Regions from separate parts of the Homo sapiens genome. Here region 1 is linked to region 2. Evidence: chromatin contacts called from ENCODE Hi-C or POLR2A ChIA-PET data. All regions are on one chromosome and are shown on one strand. The core of a region is the stretch at or near the end of the contact, and the rest is flanking DNA. Distances in the headings are between cores, read along the strand shown.

What was found. A loop is a pair of places that touch in the nucleus more often than their neighbours do. ChIA-PET counts read pairs that join two places held with the same protein, here RNA polymerase II (POLR2A). Pooled maps may share reads with other maps.
Region 1: a pooled map shows a loop between it and region 2 (2.6-fold over the local background). The contact joins two enhancer-like sites. A Hi-C loop is called at or near these places in 1 of 50 pooled maps. POLR2A ChIA-PET finds 5 or more read pairs at or near these places in 2 of 52 experiments (WTC11 and activated CD4-positive, alpha-beta memory T cell).

Annotation. Positions count from the first base shown.
Region 1 is chr11:34,242,131-34,246,593 of GRCh38, forward strand. The region is part of intron 1 of ABTB2 (ankyrin repeat and BTB domain containing 2); the gene reads right to left. Among named protein-coding and RNA genes, the nearest start is that of ABTB2, 110 kb to the right of the region's middle. RefSeq lists enhancers at 1-1,079, 1,272-1,943, 1,938-2,097. Within about 2 kb of position 1,686, at least 16 of the 41 ENCODE cell types and tissues checked have a DNase peak (open chromatin) inside an H3K27ac peak, as active enhancers do.
Region 2 is chr11:34,084,375-34,088,374 of GRCh38, forward strand. CAPRIN1 (cell cycle associated protein 1) reads left to right here. Exons shown (of 19, transcript NM_005898.5): 10 at 1,690-1,845; 11 at 1,931-2,039. Among named protein-coding and RNA genes, the nearest start is that of NAT10, 19 kb to the right of the region's middle. Within about 2 kb of position 2,722, at least 3 of the 41 ENCODE cell types and tissues checked have a DNase peak (open chromatin) inside an H3K27ac peak, as active enhancers do.

The DNA.
Region 1 (4,463 bases), core at 436-2,935, 160 kb after region 2:
GAAGAGTGGGCTTTTGCCTTTTATAAATAAAGTCAAGATTCGGTCATGCTTGTGATGAGGCCTTCTGCCGCAGATCTGTGAAGTGCCTCTGGGTCACCCCTGAGTCAGACCTAGCCACACCCTCCTGATCTAAGGCCTTATCACTGAACCAAGAAGGCAGGAGGGTGGGAGCAAGGGGCCAGGAGGACAGCCAGTTCCCACCACGAGGACACCCAGACTACTCTAGGACTCCGGAAATCGTGGGGTCTGAGCTTTACATGAGATAGTGGCTGAAGGGAGCTTGGCACACAGTATCTGACACGCAGCCACAGGAGGGGCAGGGAGGTTGGTGATCCAGCACTTACCTCATCCTTGTCACGCGCCCCTGTATGTACCACCCCACTGAGCTGAGTGGCTGCTGGACCATGGCATTTTTGCCCGGCGATGGAGGGGGGTGGCTGAAGGAGTAGGAATGCTGTCAGAAAGTTCTAGAATAGTTGTAACTGCATTAACTCTGAGGGAAGAAGAGGCATTGGTATCCTAGGGGAGAAGAGGATTGTGGGGAAAAGAATGACCAGGTGGGGTCTTCCTGGTGTAAGGGTGTATGACAGATCTAACTAATCACCACAGGATGATGTCTCCTGGGCACTTATGTGGCATCAAGCTAAGTGGCTCATGCGGGCATTGCCTCAGCTAATCCTCAAAGTCTACAGGACAGGCACAGTCCTTGTCTTCATTTTCCAGAACAGGGAGCTGAACCTTAGAGAAGTCCAACAACTTAACCCAGTCACAGCTAGGCGGGAGGTAACCTAATGAGGACTTCACCTCAGGCCGGGCCTGAGGTAAACCAAAGCTGGGAGGAAGCTGGGTGTCTCTTGTGACAGGACCTCTCCCCTCCACAGCCCTGCCCACCTCACTGACAGTCCGAATCTGGGAGCCTGATAAGGAGGCTGAGGACTCCAGGAGGAAATGCCTGCCAGTGGAACTTTCTACCTTCCAAAGATCATCACACCCAAGATAACCATGGCTTCTTAAGAACACTGTAGGTGGGGAGAGGGTTCTTTATCTCTACACTGACCAGCAAAGAGACGTGTGAGAACAAGCAACCCATTTCAAATCTTGCTTCTGCACAAGGACTAGAGACTAGCCTGTTGACCTCTGGCAAATATATATATATATTTTAGATGGAGTCTCGCTCTGTCGCCCAGCCTGGAGTGCAGTGGCATGATCTTAGCTCACTTGAACTCCGCCTCCTGGGTTCAAGTGATTCTCCTGCCTCAGCCTCTTGAGTAGCTGGGATTACAGGCGTGAGCCACCACGCCCAGCCTCTGGCAAATCTCTTAACCCTACTAAACCCCACATTCCTCATCCATAACCCTGCCCCTCCTCCAACAACAGAAATCACTGACACTGCAAGCACCCTTGCTCCTGACATCCCACTTGATATCACCTTTGATCCGCAAGGATAATCCTAGAAAATATGTCCTAGTCTTACGCGATTTTACAGATTTATTATCTATCTGTGAAAATGGGAACAACAATATTGATTCTCTTAACTTTCTTGAAGAGTCAATGAGATCATTTACGGAATGTGCTTGGCACAGACTCAGTGAAAGATAAAAGCTTGAAGCCTATGGTTAGACCTAAGGTCAGCCACCCACCCAGACCCAGGACCAAGCCCTGAATGTCTAGAGCACGGTTCTTCGCAGACACACCCCAGCCCTGGGTATCAGCGTGGTGACTCAGCAGAGGGCATTCCACAGGCTTATAAAAAAGTTGTCTGGGAAAGCCCCACCTGACTGTGGCCAAGATCCCTCAGTACTCTAGAAGAGCAGGGGACCTGTCTGGAGAAAGGATAGGAATTTGAAGCTTTGTCTCTGAAGTCCAGAACTGCAAAACAGCCCCCCGCTGAAATTCACAAACCACTGTTTCCTTCAGTGCCTGTCCCAAGCTAGGCCCTGTGCTAGCCCTGGAGATAGAAAAGAGACTTGGTTCCCTTAGCAGCCAGCCTGGACTCAGCAGGCCAAACCTTCCCCAGGAGGGGGATGCTGACCTCTGGAGATGTTGCTGCTGACCAAGGGAGGTAATTGTTTCTTTAAAAAAAAAAAAATCACTTTCAGTTGTTAAATGAATAAACCACTCTAAAACACTTAGGAGATAAGAAGGCAATCTATCAGGACTCCCCTGACCTTTGAAAACTCAAAGTGAAAATGGAAGCAGGCCCAGGCTGACCGATAGTGGGAAAAGCAGATCAGCAGCAGTTTCACCACAATACAAAGAGACTGAAAACCCTGCACATTTTTAGCATGTGACTAGAATAATCCACATCAGGGCCCCTAGCACAAAATGCAGGACAATAAAATACGCAGAAAAACAGGGATATCTCATTGTAACTGAACGAGCACTTACTTGCTGCCTGCATTAAGCCTTTTATGAAGATCATTTCATTTAATTTCATTTACTCTTCCCCATGGTGAATAAGAGCTGGGCTTAGAGTTGTTGGCCTGGATTGTTCTAAATATTCACTCTCCCAACCCCCAATGTACTCGCTGTTTGACTTTGGGCACTTTGCTTAACTGCTTTAGGCCTCAATGTCCTCATCTATCAAACTGCGATTCTAGGGTCCCTTATAAGATTGTTGTAATCCCAGCACTTTGGGAGACCGAGGAGGGTGGATCACTTGAGCCCAGGAGTTCGAGACCAGCTTGGGTTACATGGCAAAACCACGTCTCTACCAAAAATACAAAAATTAGCCAGGCTTGGTAGTGTGTGCCTGTGGTTCCAGCTACTCTGGAGGCTGAAGTGGATGGATCGCCTGAGCCCGGGAAGTCAAGGCTGGATTAAGCAGAGATCACGCCAGTGCACTCCAGTCTGGATGACAGAGTGAGAACCTGTCTCAAAAAATTTTCAAAAAAAGAAAAAGATTGTTTTAAACACTAAATGAATAAATCTCCATAAAGCACTTGCCTTAGGATCTGGAACACAAGTCCTCCATAAATGCTGGCTACTATTATTATAATGGCTGATAACAGCCTCTGACTGACACATGCCTCATCTCTGTCTCACATACATTAAAACCAAAACTTCCAAGGTCAGAAGGGCTCAGGTTCAGCACCGTTTCCTCTCCAGGCTGCTGTGATATGCCTACCCCACCACACTGCCACCCTGGCGAGAGCTGAGGACCAGCACAGCCTCCTCCCCACTGAACTTTCCTTGCAGGCAGAGGGCTTTGGATTCTTTGGTTTTCCTCATGGAGGAAATCACCCCCTACAGCAAACCACCCAGGACCAGGTATCCACTTCCGGCATCTTTCTATGGAAGCCGACTGCAGACCAGTCTCAGGCAGTGCTTGGCTGTGCAAGTCCTGAGGCCTAATTCTCAATTATCTGAGGTGTGGAGACACCTGCGGCACTCACCAGACTAACTGGGTCTGGCATAGCAATTGATCTCTAGTTGTGTTGATTTTTGTGGATTTGCTTTTCTCCTCTGATCCAGATGAGGTGAGGGAAGGCATGAGATGAGCAGGAGCTGGTGTCTGGGTGGCTCACGGGGCTGCCACCTTCCAGACCACGGCACAGCCTGCTTCTGGGGCTCATACACTCTGATGTACCCTGGGGTCCCTTCCAAAGCATGGTGTTTCACAATGAAGGGAAATGGAAGCTCTTTGGTGGGCTGCTGCTTCCACACTGAGCACCAGTAGAGGTGAAAAGCCCATCTCACCAGCTCCAATCCAAAGCTGTCCCCAAAGTATCAGGAGCCACTGTGCTGTTCTAGACTAAATGGTAAACTGAGTAATAAACCCAGGCCTTGAAGCTGCAGCCACGGAAACACATGGGCCCCAGCAGGGGAGAGAGGCCCTCCTCATCCTGGGGCCACAAATATCTGTCACTCAGGGACTGGCTTTGCTGCCAGCTTCTAAAACGTTCAGGCCAATGCCTGGCACAAGCCCCTATAAGGATATGAGGGGCGTGGGGCCTGCTGGATCAGCCAGGAGACACACCTCTCATTCCTTTTCTCTCTTCCTAAAAGACAATTCTATTCAAAGGGAGACTCTTCTGCTGAACAAAAAAGTAACAACAAAATCCCCTCAGGCAATTCTGTGGGTTTCCTAAACCCACAGAGTTCAACAAAATTGGCCAAGGTTGGATAGGTTCTTATCCAAACTTCGATACAAGGGCTTTTTTGTTTGGTTTTAAAATGACAAATCTTGGGCTGGGTGTGGTGGCTCACGCCTGTAATCCCAGCACTTTGGGAGGCCGAGGCAGGTGGATCATCTGAGGTTGGGAGTTCGAGACCAGCCTGACCAACATGGAGAAACTCTGTCTTTACTAAAAATACAAAATTAGCTGGGCGTAATGGTGCATGCCTGTAATCCCAGCTACTTGGGAGGCTTAGGCAGGAGAATCGCTTGAACCCAGGAGGTGGAGGTTGCAGTGAGCCGAGATCGCACCATTGCACTCCAGCCTGGGCAATAAGAGTGAAAC
Region 2 (4,000 bases), core at 1,472-3,971:
CAGGAAGTCCCAACAAAATAGTGTATATTTGCTGAATTAAAGAATGCAGTTCAGAAATGTTATAGGAGGATTAGAAGAGAAATCAATCAAAAAGATTAGTAGAGGTGATTTACAGTTGTTCCTTGTTATACCAGGGGCATTGGTTTTAGGACACTCCCACACACCGAAGTCTGCTCATACTCAAGTTGTGCCATGTATCTGCGGGACCCACATATATACAGGTGTTTCACATCTCAAGAGTACTGGAGGATAAGTGAACCTGTGCAGTTCAAGCCCATGTTGTTCAAATGTCAGCTGTATATATGAGGTGTACAAACCCATTGAGCCTTGACTAAGTCGATGGGATGTATGTTTTTAGGGGAGCCAGGTAATAGGGATGTATAGCATGGATGTAGAAGTAGAAATGAACTATTAACATATTTGTTTTATTGAACATAGAATGCAAGGTAAATATTGACATAGTAGGAAGAAGTTGGGAAGCAGTATACAGTGCTTTGTAGTTAAGTATTTTTTGGATTTTATTTGAGAAGAGCATACTACTTGCCACTGTGCCAGTGTGGTTTGTTCTTTGTATCTAGTAGGTGGGCCTTTCTAAAGGCTATCCACATGAGATTCCACGAATTTTTGGAGCATCCTGAAGTTGGTATTACACAGATTGTTGGTTTCGCTTTGGTAGTGATTTTTATCTGTGTTGTTTATAAAGGGAATAGCTGATTTTGCCTAGTTTCAACCAGTATGACTTGTCCAGTTTTAAATCCAGACAGAATAATATAAATTTGATGTAATAAAAGATAGGATTTCCTTGCAGAGCAGGGAATTACTAAGAACAATAAGCAGAGGAAATTATTAGAGCTGGGAAAAGGCTAATAGAGTGAGCTTTGGCTTCTGTAGCAGTTTAGATGAGTTGGTAAAGCTTGATCCTATGGTGTTGGCTGAGAAAATGGAATGGGAAAAACCCAAATCTTGATGATAATAATAGCTAACATTTCTTGAGTGCTATGTACCAGGTTGTGAGATAGATATATATTTGACATAGATATATAAATCCAGTTACTATAGAAGGCATAACAGTTTTAAGAAAAATACATTATTTTAGGATGTAAACACAGGTAATCTTTCTTTGAAAGCAGCTTATAAAATAAATCTGAGGCTGGGCATGGTGGCTCATGCCTGTATTCCCAGCACTTGGGATGCCAAGGCGGGTGGGTCACAAGGTCAGGAGTTCAAGACCAGCCTGGCCAATATGGTGTGAAACCCTGTCTCCGCTAAAAATACAAAAATTAGCCGGGTGTGTTGATGGGTGCCTGTAATCCCAGCTACCTGAGAGGCTGAGGCAGGAGAATTGCTTGAACCCGGGAGATGGATGTTGCAGTGAGTCGAGATCCCGCCACTGCTGTCCAGCCTGGGTTACAGAGCTAGATTCCGTCTCGAAAGAAAAAAAAATAAATAAATAAGTAAATCAACATGAAATGCTACATAGTGGTCTTATGGAACTGAAACACTGTAGAAGTGATGACATTTTTCAGAATGTTAAATTTGGCATAAATGTAATTCATTTGGGTAACTGCATTAAAGCCCGTTCTGTTTATAGTATAGATGGTTTATGTAGTGTGGGGGACCCATCATGGTGGTAGTGAGTGGAGCTTTTTTGCTCTCCTATTCCTTCTAATCCTTTTTTTTCTACCTTAGGTGGTAAATTCACTCCAGCAGCAACCTCAGGCTGCATCCCCTTCAGTACCAGAGCCCCACTCTTTGACTCCAGTGGCTCAGGCAGATCCCCTTGTGAGAAGACAGCGAGTACAAGACCTTATGGCACAAATGCAGGGTCCCTATAATTTCATACAGGTATGTTCATTTTAGTCAGACTCTGTAACAGAAAGTTTAAGTGTTTATATTATTTGACTTTATTCTATCCTAACTTAACCTGTAGGATTCAATGCTGGATTTTGAAAATCAGACACTTGATCCTGCCATTGTATCTGCACAGCCTATGAATCCAACACAAAACATGGACATGCCCCAGCTGGTTTGCCCTCCAGGTTAGTAGTGGTACATTTTTATGTGAGAGAGAAATATAAGGCCAGTACTTTCAGGTTTTAAAAAGATTGTGAAAATAAATTTTGTTTATTTTAATGACTGTTTAATTTTGACTCTTAGGTCTTTTAATTTGATAGAAAGAATGTTATTGTTCCTATGATTTGAATTAAAAATGTAGTTTATAACTGTTTATTTTTAAACTTTTCATTGGCATGTAGATATAGAAAAATATACGCAAGTTTAATGAGTTTTTATAAACTGAAAACACCTGCAGCTAGATTAAGAAATGAAACATTACCAGTACCCCAGAAACCTACGTTGTTTCCTTTCAATCACTAGTTACCCTCACCCCTAGCGATAGCAACCACTTCCGTACTTGTAACTGTAATAGACCAGTTTTGTCTGTTTTTGTAACTTTAACAAGTGAAATTTTGCTTGGCTTTTAAAATTTCAAAATTAATCTAGGAGTAAAAATAATAGAGGTGCCTTTTTTTGAATGCTTTTAGCTTTCTAGGAGAATTTCTGGATTTTATTACCTTAAAAAAATACACAGCAATGAAGTGGGTAAGGGAATATGTAAGAGGCAAAGGGAAGAGAGAAACCACAAGACAGTTTCAGACTCTTTCTGGACTTACACCATTATTTGAAGTAGTAGCACTAAATACAGTTGGTGCCTTCCATTGGGTTAAGTGGACCTTCTCTCCAGGACTATTAGTGATTGTGAGTCATCTTGGTTTTTCCCAGAACACATCAGTTTTAGTTGCACAAAAGTGGAACTAAATAAAATAACCTATTTAATGTTGCATGATGTTAAATATCATAAAATAAATTGCTGAGTAAAAGTATGTTTAATGACAGTTAATTTGGTGTAAGGTAGTTAGGATTTTTCTGAAGTAAAGGGAGCTCATATCTCTCACATTTTTTTTTTTTTTTTTTTTTTGAGACGGAGTCTCGCTCTGTCGCCCAGGCTGGAGTGCAGTGGCGCAATCTCGGCTCACTGCAAGCTCCGCCTCCCGGGTTCACGCCATTCTCCTGCCTCAGCCTCCCAAGTAGCTGGGACTACAGGCGCCCGCCACTACACCCGGCTAATTTTTTGTATTTTTAGTAGAGACGGGGTTTCACTGTTTTAGCCGGGATGGTCTCGATCTCCTGACCTCGTGATCCGCCCGCCTCGGCCTCCCAAAGTGCTGGGATTACAGGCGTGAGCCACCGCGCCCGGCTCTCACATTTCTATCAAGAGTTTTAGAAAACAGATCAAAGGTGACACCTACAAGAGAGCAATCATGGTTTTTAGTGTTCATTTTCTGAGCTCTACCAAAGGAAGAGAGTAAGTCGTTTTCTCAGCTGGGGAGTTGTGTGAAAGTCAGTATACATAGCACTGATAAAACCTGTAAGGCTATTTAGTTATTTACATAATGCTGAGTCCATTAGACTCTCCAGTGAAAATGGGTACTTTCTAAATGACTAACCAAAGATCGTCGTTTTGATTATCTGTTTAATCATTGTTGGGAAGGGAGGTGAGAGAGTGATGGGAATTGTTAAGAAGATGCATGCTGAGTTGAATATAGGCTGTTAAAAAGTATATATTATTTATTTGTTTATTTAGAGACGCAGTCTCGCTCTATCGCCAGGCTGGAGTGCAGTGGCGCATTCTTGGCTCGGCACGCTGCAACCCCTGCCTCCCGGGTTCAAGGGATTCTCCTGCCTCAGCCTCCCCAGTAGCTGAAAGTACAGGCACACACCACACTACACCCAGCTAATTTTTGTATTTTAAGTAGAGATGGGGTTTCACCATGTTGGCCAGGATGGTGTCAATCTCTTGACCTCGTGATCCACCCGCCTCGGCCTCCCAAAGTGCTGGGATTACAAGCATGAGCCACTGTGCCTGGCCGAAAAGTACATATTTTAAATTTTCTTTTTCTCTAGAAACACTTGAAATTGAAAGTTGGTTATGTTAACATAT